Linked DNA regions of Homo sapiens: region 1 is linked to region 2. The links are chromatin loops, found by intact Hi-C in ENCODE. Cell type or tissue: CD4-positive, alpha-beta T cell. All regions are shown on one strand.

What was found. Peaks named below come from ENCODE experiments on the same cell type or tissue, not always from the same donor. Only the 100,000 strongest peaks of a DNase experiment are listed, where the experiment ranks them.
Region 1: a loop joins it to region 2, with 2.8 times the contacts of the local background. A loop is called at or near these places in 2 of 110 quality-filtered maps.

Annotation. Positions count from the first base shown.
Region 1 is chr4:48,134,366-48,142,365 of GRCh38, forward strand. It overlaps TEC (tec protein tyrosine kinase), which reads right to left. Exons shown (of 18, transcript NM_003215.3): 15 at 6,990-7,054; 16 at 4,539-4,657; 17 at 4,300-4,457; 18 at 1,418-3,134. The coding sequence ends at 3,051. Among named protein-coding and RNA genes, the nearest start is that of TXK, 4.1 kb to the left of the region's middle. In CD4-positive, alpha-beta T cell, CTCF peaks have their summits at 6,736 and 6,935; DNase peaks (open chromatin) are centred at 4,346, 4,786, 5,536, 6,826 and 1 weaker place; H3K4me3 peaks cover 1,003 bases; H3K27ac peaks cover 6,315 bases.
Region 2 is chr4:48,902,931-48,910,930 of GRCh38, forward strand. It overlaps OCIAD2 (OCIA domain containing 2), which reads right to left and starts at 3,844. Exons shown (of 7, transcript NM_001014446.3): 1 at 3,728-3,844; 2 at 1,554-1,681. The coding sequence starts at 1,619. RefSeq lists a silencer at 3,522-3,781 and an enhancer at 4,072-4,151. In CD4-positive, alpha-beta T cell, CTCF peaks have their summits at 3,989 and 4,189; a DNase peak (open chromatin) is centred at 3,891; H3K4me3 peaks cover 2,313 bases; H3K27ac peaks cover 553 bases.

The DNA of each region.
Region 1 (8,000 bases), 770 kb before region 2:
CAGTAATCTCCATCCCAATCTCTGAGGGTATCTGCTATTAGTCTCTCATCCCCAAAGGTGTGGGTGACTCGCAAACATCATTTTCAAGAAATCACAAAATTTTGGTAAAAGGCACCTTTAAAATTATCAAATCAAACTGCCCTCTCTGGACTGGGAAGGAAATGAAGGCACAGACAGAATAAGGGACTTGCCCAAGGCCACACCGTGAGTGGCAGAAACAATTAGATTCTAGGCTCTGGAATATTGAGTTTAGAATGTTCCATCCTCCCACTCAGCAGACACTTTATTTGGGGGAAGTCAATCTAGTAATAACCCTAAAATGTGATTGGGGGATGGCTGAGAAATATAAAAACACCAACAATACAAAACACACTTGGGAGTTTCACTTCATCCCACTGGAAAGCATAACCATGTGTCAACTAATTAACAGAGCAACTTTAATGAAGACACAGCATATTCTAATCGCCCTTCCAATTTCCTGGTTTAGATTAAGGTCTCCTTAGCATTCTGGGTGATGACTGTTATTTTTACTTCACCTTTTGCCTTTGTTATGCTTTCGTATAAAACTTTTTTTCTAAGTCTTAGTGAAAAATATTTAAAGATTTTTGAAGGAAATGTTGACAAATGTTGCCAGGTGCTATCTATCTTGTTTTCCCATAAAAAGCATACACTGACCATTAGGACAGGGACTCTATCTTCTCCTCACTCTCTTTCATACCACCTAGTACTTCCCGTAGCTCCTCAAGGTGAAAAGGGAAGTATGGGATGGGAGGAGGGAAGGTCAGGAAGGAAGGAGAAAAGGCTGACAGTGATAGTAAGGTAGAGTGTGCCAGGACCGACTCCTTCAATGAGCTACAAGTCAGTTAAAAGTTGTGCATGGTTAGCAACCAAAATGCCCATCAATGATAGGCTGGATAAAGAAAATGTGGTACATATACACCGTGGAATATTATGCAGCTATACAGAATGAAATCATGTCCTTTGCAGGGACATGGATGGAACTGGAAGCCGTTATCCTTAGCAAAGTAATGCAGGAACAGAAAACCAAACACCACATGTTCTCACTTATAAGTGGGAACTGAACCATGAAACACATGGACACAGGGAGGGGAACAACACATACTGGGGCCTGTTGGGGAGGGCAGATGAGGGGAGAGCATCAGGAAAAATAGCTAATGCATGCCAGGCTAATATCAGGAAATATATATATCAGGCTAATATCAGGAAAAATAGCTAATGCATACCTAGGTGATGAGTTTTTGATAGGTGCAGCAAACCACCATGGCACACGTTCACCTATGTAACAAAACTGCACATCCTGCACATGTACCCTGGAATGTAAAAAAAAAGTTGTGCCTGTTTTTGTGATGGGGGTACAGTTAAACAGGTAGACAAGAAGGAATGTGGCAGATTGTGATAAGGCTCGGGATAAGCAGTTTACTTTCTTCCATTATGAGGGGCACAGGAAAAGAATAAACACAGCCTTCAGTGGATGGACTGCCTGGTGCACAGACTCTAGACTGACCAGGATGAAATGAAATGGTTCTCCAGGGTCAGAGTGAAGGCGCTGCCCAGAGCAGCCAGCCTGTGTGTTCACCCAATGCTCCAGAGCAGACCATCGTGGCCTGCAGAGGAGACGCAACTCCTGAAGGGAAGGCGCTGTGTCTTCCTCGGCTAGTTACCCCACCAACAGCAAGAATAACGTGTTGGGCAATAAACGGTCTCTGGATGACTGATACAGTTTCTTTTCGCTGGCGCTCACGTGACCGAGATAGTTTCTTTTCCTTGGCGCTCACAAGGCAAAAAGGAAGGCCCTAATTCCGTTGATGTCTTAGTAGAGCTTCTAAGGGTGAGAAATCCACACACACAGTCTTGACAGCAGGGTCTCCTGAGAGGCTGTACAACAATCCCACCATCCAGGAACCCAAGTCCAACCAGGCCTCCTGAAAAACGTCCGGGAGGCACGGAACACCATGCTGGCTGCTTCTCTCCGTAGCTTCCTGGATCCTCCGCCACAGCTCAGGCTGCTTCCGGGTCCTATGTGAGGTGGGGGCAAACTTTGTTGCGAAGGTCACCTGATCCTTCTGCCCCAGAGCTCAGCACTTCCAATTATAGTGTCTGTGTCCCAGGGAATATTCTTAAGGCTTAGAAGTAGATTACCCGGTTTAATTTTCCATCTGATTCTGATTAGCTGCGGCCACCATGGGCAGGATTACATAGGCCAAATGCACGTGGTTAAGCTGGACAGGCATCCCCAGACACATTTACCTGAGTGAGGAGGGGGCGTTACTCATAGAAGAATCTAGACTTTCTTCTCTTCAGGCATATTTGATGTTCAGGGGGAAATGAATTAACAGCTATAAGGCACAGTCTCTAGTCCTAAGAAGGTGAACTCCTATACTACAGGATTAAAAGTTTCAATTAAAAGACAATTCGTGTTTCTCATAAATATATAACTTTATATATTATATATATTTACAATATATACAGCATACAAATATTGTTCATGTAATACTAAGAGCAGTCTTGAAAACTGAGATGTTTTCAAAACAAAAGATAGGTATTTATTTATCCAAGATGGGTTCCTGATGTATCTAGAACCCAATTGTAGACAATGTCTCAGGCCCAGATTTCTGTAGAAGTCAAAGGGAAAAAGAAGGGTTGCTTGGTCATGACTCTAATACCCTTCCCCTTCCCAAATACCCTGGCCTTCAACTGGCATCAGCTAACATGGTCCCATGTGTGCACCCCTGAATGGCCAAACCCTGGGGCTACACACAGTGCCTGGTAAACAACTGTCACTCAAGTGCCTGAGGAATGAATAGAAATGAGTGATTTTAATCACCATTTCTAAGGCAACATTTCCACACTCTGGGAGATTCTGTCTAGAAGCAAGTCTAGACAGAGGCTGGTCTAGAAGCAAATTATTTATGTGTTTCCACTGTATAAGTAAAATGATCTACATGTCCAAGTGCTCAATAAATTAAAAGCCACAAAATGCCCATCCTTCCTTGTGCTTGGGAATCTGGGAGCCACTGGTCACACATCACTTATCTTCCAAAAGTTTCTTCACATTCAACTAGTTCATCTATTGTGCGCAGCAGATCTTCGAAAGAAGGCCTTCCCTCTGGTTTCTACAATTAAAAGTCAAAGAGAAGCTGTGGGTTCCAGAATCCATTCCACAAAACCTCTCACTGCTCCAACTCCTAAACACAGCATATTACAGAGAGACTTCACTGCTTTGGGACTAGGACATACAGGCATCTCCAAAGGGGTCTTGTCTCTACCCTAATTTACCCTGCATGTACTGCTGCTAGGCTAACGTTTCTAAGACACTGCTTTCATGTCTCTCTTCAAGACCCTGATAGATCTTTTTACTGCCTGTGAAATCAAGTCCTGCAAATTTGTAGGAGCCTCTATAATCTGCCACTTCCCGACCCTCTTGTTACCCAATCTTGTTCCCCACAAAATCCCTCACATGGGCTGTCTGTTAAATAGGGCCACTGTCTCCACTGTTGTGCACACTGTGTTTATAACCACCTCCTTACCTTTGCTCAAGCTGTTCTCTCTCCCTTTAGCACCACTTCCTGCCCAGAATGTCTCTGCCCATCCCAATCAATGCTCTTGGGAGGCAGTACAGCAAGTGGTTGAGACTCTGGGCTTTGGAATCAGACAGGCCTATACTGTTCTGTAGCTAAGTGACCCCAGGCAAGCAGCAACCTCATGACCCTTAATCTTCTCATCTACAGAGTGGCTACAGTCAAAGTATCTCCACCTCAAAGTGTTGTTTTGAGAACTAAATCCAAAACACTAAGTATAGTGCCTGGTACATAATACATGTGAGCTAATGTTACTGTCTTTCAGAAGTCATTTGGTATCTAATCTCTTTTAGGAGGTAACATTTCAATACTTTCAAAGACCTCGGAAAGTTGAGGTTTAGAGAAAGAAACCAACTCTGGTAAAAAAATAATACTTCAACTCTACAAGTGAACCAATGAAAAAAGAGCTACTTATCCAGGCTTATTCCCCAAGTCCCTATCTCAGGCAACCATGGAAGGAGTCCCACTTGGAAGTGAGGAAGCAGCCTGAATGTATCGAGGTAGTTATTAGCATTTTCCACATCTTTACATTCTTCTTCCCGTTATTCAGAACTTGAGTTGAGAGGGTTGGCTTCCTACCTAGAGCTTGAAATCACTATAAAGATGCACCACCTCACTAGGCTATAAAGACTGCATGTTATCCATCTACCAAGCCCAATCCCTAAGAGATTCAAAAAGAAAGCACACAAAAAATCTATACCTCCTGCCAACATCTCAGCATCACCTCATACACATAGTTGGACGCCAACTTCGGCTGGTAGAGTCGGTGGCCTCGAGTAACCATGGTTACCACTTCATAATTGGTGTATTTTTCAAAAGGCATTCTGCCTTCCGTGAATACTTCCCACATTAAAACACCTGGAAAAGGATAAGGATTACCAAATGGATGTATCCACTTTCTCCTCAGGGCGGACGGACATGAGGAAACATGGATCTTACCAAATGACCAGACATCTGATTTGCTGCTGAAGCGGCTGTAATTAAACACTTCAGGTGGACACCACTTCACAGGAAACTTAGCACCAGAAGAACTTGTGTACTGATCATCCAGAACATACCTAGAGTAAGACACACCATGGGTTTACACCTCTGAAGAACAATCTGTTTTTTCTACTTGCTCTTTCATTTTTTTCCCCTTGCAATCAAAAACACAGTTGACTGAAGTCCAACAAGCATCCGGTTGAAGCTAAATGTTCACCTCAGTGGCCACACCTGGTGATTTCCAACTTCCTCTCAGCTTAATTTAAGTGCATGAGATGGATCCATCACCACGTTACCATCTGCACTTTCATTTTTCTGTTTTTCTTTCTTTTTATAAGGCAGTAGAGACAAGGTATCATAAAATAGTTTGCAAGCTTTTCTTTGTAAGCAATTTTGTTCTTTAAATAAAATTTTACCCAAAGGCCCCATATGTAAAAAATCTAAAGCAGAGCTGCTCCAGAGGAAGTGGTATAAAGCATCTAGAAACACACAGGCTTTCAGGCCTCCAATTCCACAGAGCACAATTTAAAACTACAGCATATGAAAATAGCAAATGCAAAAAAACAAAAACAAAAACACAACACAAAATGCCACATGTAAATGGTGGAGTATGTATTTATACATAACATCCCCACATACATACATACACTCAAAACAATACTATATAATTTTTCTATGTGAACATACAATGTCCTTCTGGAAGAACATACAAAAACTGGTAACAGTAGCTAACTTTAGGGGAGAATCCTTGATTAGGGTTGGTAGATGAAAAGACTTCAGCCCTTTCTGTAAGGTGGGCAGCACATATTTACAAAAGGAATGTATCTCTGTATTGTGTGTGAATATACCATTAATTTCTAAAAGGTTCCATGAGAAAATTTTCGAAGAATTGCACAAACATCCTTTGCTATGTAGACAAAGATGGTGACTCGGCACAAAGCCAGCTGCTGGCTGGCAGACAATGCCACTGTGGGCTGGATCAAACTGTCAGCCAGTGGAGTCTGAATTTAGGGTATAAAGAGGTTTTTGAGTGGTTGATACAAAAGTGCAGATTTTCTGAAAGCCTAACATATGAAGATTGAACAGATGAAAGCGGCAGACAGCCTGTCAAATATATAGTATCTGTATATAAAAGCAAATAAAGAGCATTGGGTAATTAATATCCTAAGAGTTGGAAGTTCTGGTCCCATTTCTGACAGTAACAGTTTTCTAATCTCCCTGGGCCTGAGTTTCCTTAGGAGTTAAACTTGGCCCTACATGGCCTGGTCTTTGCCTGCATTTATGAGCATTCCTGGCGCTGCCCGTTGGCCAGCTACCCTGGCGCTTTTTCCGTTCCTTGAGCAGGCCAGACGTGTCCCAGACTTCAAGCTTTTTCACTTTTTCTTCCTACCTGAAATAGTTTATCCTTTTATTTTCACCTACACTGGCTACTTCCTACCTTTTCGTCTCCAGTCAAATCTGCCTATCACAAAGAGGTCATCCTGAACATCAGATCAAGTAGCCACCCTCACTCTTGCCCTGCATCATCATTCAGCACCACCCCAAATTATCTCTATTACAGGGATCAGTCAACTTTTATGTAAAGGGCCAGATAACACATATTTCAGATCTGGCAGGCCATACAGTCCCCGTGACAACTACTTGACTCTGCATCTGTAGCAGGAAAGCAGTCACAGGTAACACCTAAATGAATGAGCGAGGCTGTGTCTCAATCACGCTATTTTTATGGACAGCAACATTGGAATTTCAGATTTTTTTTTACATGTCATAATATTCTTTTCATTTTTTTCATCCATTTAAAAATGTGAAACCCAAATGAGGTTTGGGTCAGACTGACAGCCACAGTTTACCAGTATCGACCATGCTCGATCATGTAACTTTATCAGGTCTTCTGATTCACCCTCTTCCTCAATGTAAGCTGCATGCGGGCAAGGACTTGTAGGTCTTATTCTCTATATGGTTCAGCTTATCATTATGCCTGGCACAGAGCAGGCACCTGATTTTTTATGGGTGGATGTATGGATGAATGAATGGATAGACGGAGGGAGAAGAGAGAAAAAATAAACTAAATACCTTTAAAAGGTATTTTATAATACTATTAAATTATAAAAATTAAGAGAAGAAAAACACTGCAGACATGGACATACTAAGAACCTCACCACCAAATATGTTTTTGTGAAAACAAAAGATTCTAGAAATCTAATCCACACCAGGAAATACAGTGTATTTAACAGGCTATACTACCACCTAGTGGAGAGAATTACTACCATCACAATATATACTTAATTTAATCTGAGAACCAGTTAACAAGATTTCCTTTCTGCTTCATCAGTGCAAATTATTCCCACACTTATTAATTCCACCAAAAAAATGCAAACATCACCTAAAACCACGTATACTTGGACATACCTGGCCATTCCAAAATCAGATACTTTTACAACTCCCGCCTCACTTACTAGACAATTTCTGGCAGCCTGGAAAACAACATTATGATGGTATATTAGTTTAAAAATTCTATCATTTAAGTAGGAAAATGTAAGTTCTATTTATATTAAATTTAGTGTAACCTAGTCAACATTTGCAGAGAGTGGAAACACCCTTTAATAAGTTGTTTTTACCCCTATGGAAGTATTTCCATTGTGTATTTGAAAAAAATGAATAGGCAGGTCAGAAAGTTGTATTTGCAATAAGGCATTATTACATAATCTTTACCAATTGTCTTTTTTTTTTCTTTTCTTTCTTTTTTTTTTTTTTGAGACAGAGTCTGCCTCTGTCGCCCAGGCTGGAAGTGCAGTGGCACAATCTTGGCTCACTGCAACCTCCACCTTCCAGTTTCAAGTGATTCTTCTGCCCCAGCCTCCAGAGTAGCTGGGATTACAGGCACCCACCACCACAGCCAGCTAATTATTGTATTTGTTGGCCAGGCTGGTCTTGAACTCCTGACCTCATCCATCTGCCTCGGCCTCCCCCATTGTTAGGATTATAGTCACGAGCAACCTCACCGGCCAACTGTCATTCTTAAACAAGGGCTAATAGAAGGGTCAACTCACTTTTCTCCTTCCCAGACCTGTTCTTATTAAACTATCCAATTTTCTTACTGACAATGAGAACATCTCTTGAAGTCCTTAATCCGGTTCTCACTAGGTGAGCTTAATAACACACAACCATCAAAATGATGGGCGACCAATCTCTTATCCAATATTTCTGCTCAGTGATTGGTCATCTCATCCCAGTCAAAGAACAGGCTGGGTGCAGTGGCTCACGCCTGCAATCCCAACATTTTGGGAGGCTAAGGCGGGTGGATAACTTGAGGTCAGGAGTTCGGGACCAGCCTGGCCAACATGACAAAACCCCTTCTCTACTAAAAATACAAAAAAAATTAGCCAAGTGTGGTGGCACACAACTGTAGTACCAGCTACC
Region 2 (8,000 bases):
TGACAGAGTGAGACTCCATCTCAAAAAAAAAGGATCTCTGGTTATCATTTTCTGTATAGCCATGAATGTTTGATGACTCTCCATTTCACAGAGGCAACTCAGGTGTCCAAATAATTCTCCTTGTGACTTTCTATCATTTGTCTGTTTGCCTCGCCTAAACTTTGCTCCTTAAACATTACTGCTATTACACTATTTTTAGCTTGAACATGAACGCCATTGACCCATCAAATGCTTTCTCTTTTCTTCATTGATGTATTCCTGAAATACACAATATCCATTCCTAACAAGTTGAAAAATTGTTTCCATGTTAACACTTGGGTTCTCAATCTGCTAGCTAATTAGTAATAAAGGACTCTGCCACCCTGAACAGGAACACCTGTCAGCAGCATAGGATTAGTGTGATTACTTACAGTAATATAAATGTAAAAAAATAAGCAAAATATTGCCTGTAATCTCAGCACTTTGGGAGGCTGAGGTGGGAGGATCATTTGAGCTCAGGAGTTTGAGACCAGCCTGGGCAATATAATGAGACCCCCATCTCTAAAAAATAAATGAAAGGATAAATAAAAATAAATAAGCAACATGTATCACTCTGTTAGAGTCTATTAAGAGTTTTGCTCTGCTATCAGAAACCTCTTCAGTCACTGACAGTTCATCTAAGAGTTAGTAAGGCTGGATTACAAACAGGAAAGAGTAAAGAAAGGGTTTTTTTTTTTTTTTTTTTTCTTTTTTTTGAGACAGAGTCTCGCTCTGTTGCCAGGCTGGAGTGCAGCGGCCTGATCTCGGCTCACTGCAAGCTCCGCCTCCTGGGTTCATGCCATTCTCCTGCCTCAGCCTCCTGAGTAGCTGGGACTACAGGCACCAGCCACCATGCCCGGCTATTTTTTTGTATTTTTAGTAGAGATGGGATTTCACTATGTTGGCCAGGATGGTCTCGATCTCTTGACCTCGTGATCCACCCGCCTCGGCCTCCCAAAGTGCTGGGATTACAGGCGTGAGCCACCGCGCCCAGCCAAGAAAGAGTTTTGTAAATAAAATTTTAAATTTTAAATTTTAAATTTCAGCTTCTTTTCAAAGCAGCTGAAAACACACTTTCCTTCCCCATCCTATTTTCCCTAAGCCCATCCAACAAAGTGCCAGACTGAAAAAAATAAGATGACTGGTTAAAGTTGAAATTTAATAAAAATCCTATGATATATATTTTTTCAGATGGCAGGTCCTGCAATTAAAAGTATACCTGACCAGGCATGGTGGCTCACGCCTGTAATCCCAGCACTTTGGCAGGCCTAGATAGGAGGATTAATTGAGGCCAGGTGTTTGAGACCAGCTTGGGCAATATAGTGAGACCTCATGTCTAACCACAAAAAAAATTAGCCAGGCATGTGGGCCTGCACCTGTCATCCCAGTTAAGTGAGAAGCTCAAGTAGGAGGATCACTTAATCCAGCAGTTCGAGACTGCAGTGAGCCATGACTGCACCACTGCACTCCAGTCTGGGTGACAGTGTGAGATCGTGTCTCAATCAATGAATCGATCAATAAATATAAAAGTATACCTGCTTGCTTGGTGGTGGAAAATGGGCATCTTTATCTTGGTTTCCACGAGCAGACGCTGAAGCCATGATGACTTTGTGCTTGCTCTCCTTCCAGTTGTTTATCCTCTGCTTACTCCTTGACCCAGTGTCTAAGGAAGGTAGAAGAGAATCACTATGCCATGACTAAATGTTTGCATCAAGCTTAAAAGCATCCTGAGGATCCACTGGAGTTATTTGGAAAATGTGTTTTTCCTTTTGTCATTAGTCCATCTGCAAACTCAACTTCCAGTGCTCCTCTTCCACCAGCACACATACATGCACTCACTAATGGGGACAGATCAGATTTAGAATAGAGTGGAAATACCACACTGTGCACTGAGTGTCGATTATGTGCCAGGCCAGGGGATATGAAGAAGGATAAGACAAGATCACCGCTGTGAAGGAATTCACAGTCCAAAAGGGGAGATAGACAAGTCAACAGTTACACAACATGAAAAGTATGCATGGGATGCTAAGGAAGAAAAGAAAGCAGGGTCCATTCCATCTAGTCATGTCACAAAGGAACTAGGACTCCTAAGCTTTCAGGAGGATCTGTGGAGGGTAGATGGACTCTGGGGCAGGAGGACCAGGTTGGAAGGTGGTACACTAGTCCAGACAAGGAGTTACAGGGACGTGAACAAAGACCCTGGTGGGAATTTAGCATCTTTGATAGAGATGCTAAATTTGGGTTTGGAAATGTTGGATTTGGGTGCCTGTGGGGGCAAACAGTGGAATTAGCCACTGTTAATATTTGACGATTTGGGTCTAGAGTTCCAGAACAGGGGTAGGCTAGAGAGATGAAGTTGGGAGCTGCCATCATAGAGATGAGAGTTAAAGCAGGGAACTTTAATAAATGTGTCTAAAAACAGTACTGGAGAATATGAACACTGAGCCCAAGGGAATATCGAAAAGAGAAGAAAGATTAAAAAAAAAAAAGCAGGCCAAGGAAATGACTGAGAAGGAATAGCTGATACAGAGGGGAGGGAATTTCTGAAGGAGGGAGTGAATCATCAACACCATCACATGGCTTAGAAAAGTGGACCCTGGATTTGGCAATGATGGACATAATCCAGGTGGACTTTGAGCCTCCTCCTGCCCCCAGTGGCCACTGCATTCTGCAGCCCTGAACTCTACCTCTACCTCTGCTTTTCTTCTGCAAAATGAACCTCTTATATACAATTCTGTTTCCTACATCAGTTACTAAACTTTGAGGCATTTGAGCCAAGGGGACCCGTACTCGCACCAAGTTTCATCACAGGTGTCTAATGTGATTACAGGGGCAGCACGGTGCCCTGCACGGGAAAGTACTGGGGTCAGAGAGACCAGAGTTCAAATCGTGACTCTTTACCCCTGCGATCCCTTTGGTGCAAATGACTTAATCCGTCTCTGCCTCAGCTTTCTCCACTGTTAATTGGGCATAATGGACACAACAATGGTGAGGGGCTCTTGCAGGAATGAAGACTAGGATGAGGATGAGGATGAGGGATACGTCCATAAAGCCCCTGCACACCTTCCATTTCCTGAGCACTCCCAGGAAGTCTTTGCTGACCACGCCAAATTAGATTATCTTTGCTTAGCCATTAGGCCGCTGCCCTATATTGGGAGGCAAATATACCTCTCAGCTTCGGTGGCCAGGTCCCCTGGCACCCACTTAGTCCTCAGTCTGCACCTAAAAGCAAGCCTTCCGAGGGTCTTGCCTTGCAGGTGTAGCTCCCACCCCCCACGCTGGGGTGGTCCGGGGACCCTCTGTTTCCTCAGTGGTGGGGAAGGGACCCGTGGGTTCGTGGGTGCTGACCGACGAATGTGCGGAGGAGGGCGCGCCCCAGCATGGGGGGCGGGGGTGCTTCTTAGGATGGCTTGGAGGGGGGCGCCTGCAGGGCTGGACGGCGGACGGGGGACACTGCACTTTCTGATGCGGTCGGGGAAGCCGGGAGTCAGCCTACTGGAGTCCGCTGCCATCCCTGGCCAGAAGCAGCCAGCGCCACCCCAAGCTCCCCAGCCCCTCGCCCGTGCCGGGGCCGCCGGGGTCCGAGTTAGGGGAGAGTGGGGGGCGGCCACCGCTGCACCGCGCGGCCTTCGAAGGACTGCCCTGCGGCGCCGCGTTCCCCCGAGGCCACCCCCTCCCGCCGTCAACACTCCCCGGGGCGGGGGCTCACCTGTGTGGTCTGGGTCGCCTCCGAGGCCGAGTCCCTCGTTGCCAAGCCCAGCAGGCCTCGCTCCCCCGTGACTGCACCGCCGGCCCGCTCCAGCTTCCCGAGTACCCCACCTGTCTCCCCGGCTTCCTTCCGGCCCTTTGTGTTTTCTTCTCTTGCTCCGCCCCCTCGCCTGCCCGCTAAGCACTTAAGCTGGTGAAGTCACCCTACTGCCACCTGGCAGTCACTTTCGCTGTTGGTGGCAACCCAGGCTGGAACCCAGCTCTTGCCGGAACCCCTGCCCCATCCTTGAGGCTTGTCCCGACACCGAGTAGGTTCTAGTTCCTTTGTGCCTTCCAAATGACTCCCTTCCTCCAGCAATCACAGCCGCAACAGCCATGTATTGCGCCCCCGCCCTAGGCCAGGCGTGGGCATCACCTTTGCACTCCTTTCTGCAGCCGTGTGTGGTGCCCACTGTGACCTGCACTTCACAGACGGGTCATCTGAGTTGTGCAGGCCACTAAGGGAGCCTGGAGTCAACCCCAGGCCTGCTTGGCTCCCAGGCCTTCTCTTTCCATTGCTCTTTGTCGGTCCCCTGCTGCCTCCTGTCCCTCCCCAACTCTGACTTGTGGAGGGAAGCCTTTGACATGTGGGGGTACCTTTAATACCGATATCACTTGTTACCGGAGAGGGGTCCCGATCCAGACCCCAAGCGAGGGTTCTTGGACTTCTCGCAAGAAAGAATTCGGGGTGAGTCCGTAGAGTGAGAGCAAGTTTATTAAGGAAGTATAGAAAACAGGCCGGGTGCGGTGGCTCACGCCCATAATCCCAACACTTTGGGAGGCAAAGGCAGGCAGATCACTTGAGCTCAGGAGTTCAGACCAGCCTGGCCAACATGGTGAAACACTCTCTCTACTAAAAATACGAAAAGTTAGCCAGGCATGGTGCTCTATGCCTGTAATCCCAGCTACTCGGGAGGCTGAGGCAGGAGAATCGCTTGAACTCCGGAGGCAGAGGTTGCAGTGAGCCGAGATTGCGCCACTGCACTCCAGCTTGGGCGACAGAGCCAGACTCTGTCTCAAAAAAAAAAAAAACAAAAAAAAAACAAAAAACAAGAAGAACAACAACAAAAAAGAATGGCTACTCCACTGGCAGAGCAGCTGTGTGGGCTGCTTAGCTAATTATACTGGTAGTTATTTCTTGATTCTATGCTAAACAAGGGGTGGATTATTCATGAATTTTCCAGGAAAAGGGTGGGCAATTCCCGGAACTGAGGGTTCCTTCACTTTTTAGACCATATAGGGTAACTTTCTGACGTTGCCATGGCACTTGTAAACTGTCATGGCCCTGGTGGGAGGGTCTTTTATCAGGCTAATGCATTAAAATTAGCATTTAATGAGTAATGAGGACGACCAGAGGTCACTTTCATGACCATCTTGATTTTGGTGGGTCTTGGCTGGCTTCTTTACTGAGTCCTGTTTCATCAGCAAAGTCTTTGTGACCTGTACCTTGTGCCAACCTTCTATCTCATCCTGTGACTAAGAATGCTGAACCACCTGGGAAGGCAGCCCAGTAGGTTTCAGCCTTATTTTACTCAGTCCCTATTCAAGATGGAGTGGCTCTTGTTCAAACACCTCTGGACACAGTTACCCCAGCCATGGCTGACAAAGTTTTCTGGGCTGAGCTGCCAGGACTGACTGAGTGTGTTGACTTGGAGAGAGGCTGTGGATCTCCACTGAAGGCCCTCTTCATTTCTCACCTTTTCCTATTGTGCGAATTGGTCCCTGTACCTGTGGCCGCTTCCTCCTCACGCCTCCCCGATCCACACCTCCAACTTGTTGTTTCTCAGATTCACACAGCTCTTTTCCACTGGAGGCCCTCCCCTGCCTGCAGCCTCTCCCGATTGGTCCTGTCCTGGCTTTTTCCTACTCCTTCTTTTTGACTGTTCCTCAGGAAAATCTTCCTTGACCCCAGCCTAAGGCAGGCCTTTCTTCTTTTTCATAGCACAGGACACTATTGTTTTCCTTCATAGCACTTATCACAACTCATTATGTACTTATTAGTGTGTTCATTTATATAAAGCATATTTTCCCTGCTGCAGAGTAATCTTCATGAGGTTCAGAACAAGATGGTGTCAGTTTTGTTCACCATTGTGTAGCATCTTGGATATAGAAGGGGCTCAATAAATATTTGTTGAATGAATGAATGAATGAATGAATGAATAAGTGAGCCTAGGTTCAATGACTGTCAAGATACTGTTGTTTTGGATGGTTCATTTCCCTAGTAGATCCTCCAGACCACATTCCTCCATGGATTCACTGGTTTTCTCCCCACCAAAGTGTGTCTTATTTCCTTTTCACTCCTTTTTCCACCTCCAAATTAAAGGGAATATAATTCTATTGCTAATTTCACATTGCATTACCAGAAATCAGAAAAAATCAGCTGGTTTGAACAGAACAGGTTTTGTGATTTAAATGAACAACCCTCCATTACACTGAAGTCAGTGTAATGGACACATAACCTAAGTGGCATTTGTCCTTTAACATCTTGCTATGGTATGCAAGATGTTATACCTGTTATGCATATGTGACAGCTGCGCTTCTGGTCTCCCATGACCTTATTATTTTTTTTTCTTTTTAGAGATGGGAGTCTTGTTATGTTGCTCAGGCTGGAGTGCAGTCCAGGCCCCCACCCTCATCTCTACTTTCCACCAAATAGGCCATTGACTACCTTAAATAGCAAGAAGTCATCATATGTAACGTGCATCGGTTATGACCAATTGGTATTTGTTGGGCAAATCTGATGTGTCCATGTATTGTTCTAGCACTTTCAAAGATAATAGAAAAAGACATGAGTCTTTTCCACAAAGGATATATCAATTCCCAAAGAATTATAATAAATATACATTGCCGTAGAAGTCTATGGCCCTCAACAGAGCCTTTCTTAGGCTTTGCTTCTGCATCCTGCAGGGCCTCCGGATCATGACCTGATCCAAAATTGATTATCACTGGCTAATGCTATGAAAAATGTGGTTGATTTAGAAAGTGCCAAACCGTCCATGGCAGGTTTCAGCTTAAACTCTTTCCACAGCCCTACACTGACCTTAGCCAAGATCTGAATTCATTAGCAGGGCCCTGAGTGATTCAGCTCCTGCCTGCCTCTCCAATGCAGCTATCTGAGGCCCTCCCAGGGCCCTCTGGAGTGACTCATGTTCTCTCCTTTCATGCTTTTATGTGCACTGGAGAGCCAGCCTGAATCAGCCTTCCTCTGCTTCTCCACCTCTCTCTTACTCATTCTTGAAGACTGGGCTCTGAGGTCACCTCCTCGTGGATGCCTTGCAGACTCAAGTTTAGTTTCTCACCTTCTGTGCTCCCATCGCACTCTGCAGGGGATACCTGTTATGCATATGTGTCAGCTGCGCTTCTGGTCTCCCATGACCTTATTATTTTTTTTTCTTTTTAGAGATGGGAGTCTTGCTATGTTGCTCAGGCTGGAGTGCAGTGACTATTCACAGGCCCAATAATGGCACACTACAGCCTGGGACTCCTGGGCTCAAGTAATCCTCCTGCCTCAGCCTCCTGAGTAGCTAGAACTATAGGTGTGTATCACCATGCCTGGCTCTCCCTCCCTCCCTCCCTCCCTCCCTTCCCTTCCCTTCCCTTCCCTTCCTTCCTTCTTTCCTTCCTTCCCTCCCTTCCTTCCTTCCTTCCTTCCTTCCTTCCTTCCTTCCTTCCTTCCTTCCTTCCCTCCCTCCTTCCTTCCTTCCTTCCTCTCTCTCCCCTCCCCTCCCCTCCCCTCCCCTTCCCTTCCCTTCCCTTCCCTTTCTTTTTGCAGGGTCTCTCTCTGTTGCCCAGGCTGGAGAGCAGTGATGTAATCATGGCTCACTGCAGCCTCTACTTCCAGGCTCAAGCAATCCTCCTGCCTCAGCCTCCCATGTGGATGAGACTACAGGCATGCACCACCACACCAGCTAATTAATTAATTTTTTTTTTTTGTAGAGACAGGGTTTTGCTATATTGCCCAGGCTTTCATCATCTTTTAACTTCATCCCCATAGCAGTCCCATGAGTGGTGCTAATAACTTACTCAGTCATGCAGCCAGGAAGTGACAGTAGAATTTTAACCTGGGCTCTACAGTGATGAGTTTCAGAGCAGTGTGGCCCTACTGTCCTTTGGCTGTCCTTACACTGTTACAACCATTGATGTCATTCATTGGCATTCTGTCTGACTGTGAGCTCCTTAATGGTGAGGGCAGTCAAGCACTGATCTTTTTCAGTAACTGGTACGTTGTATGAACT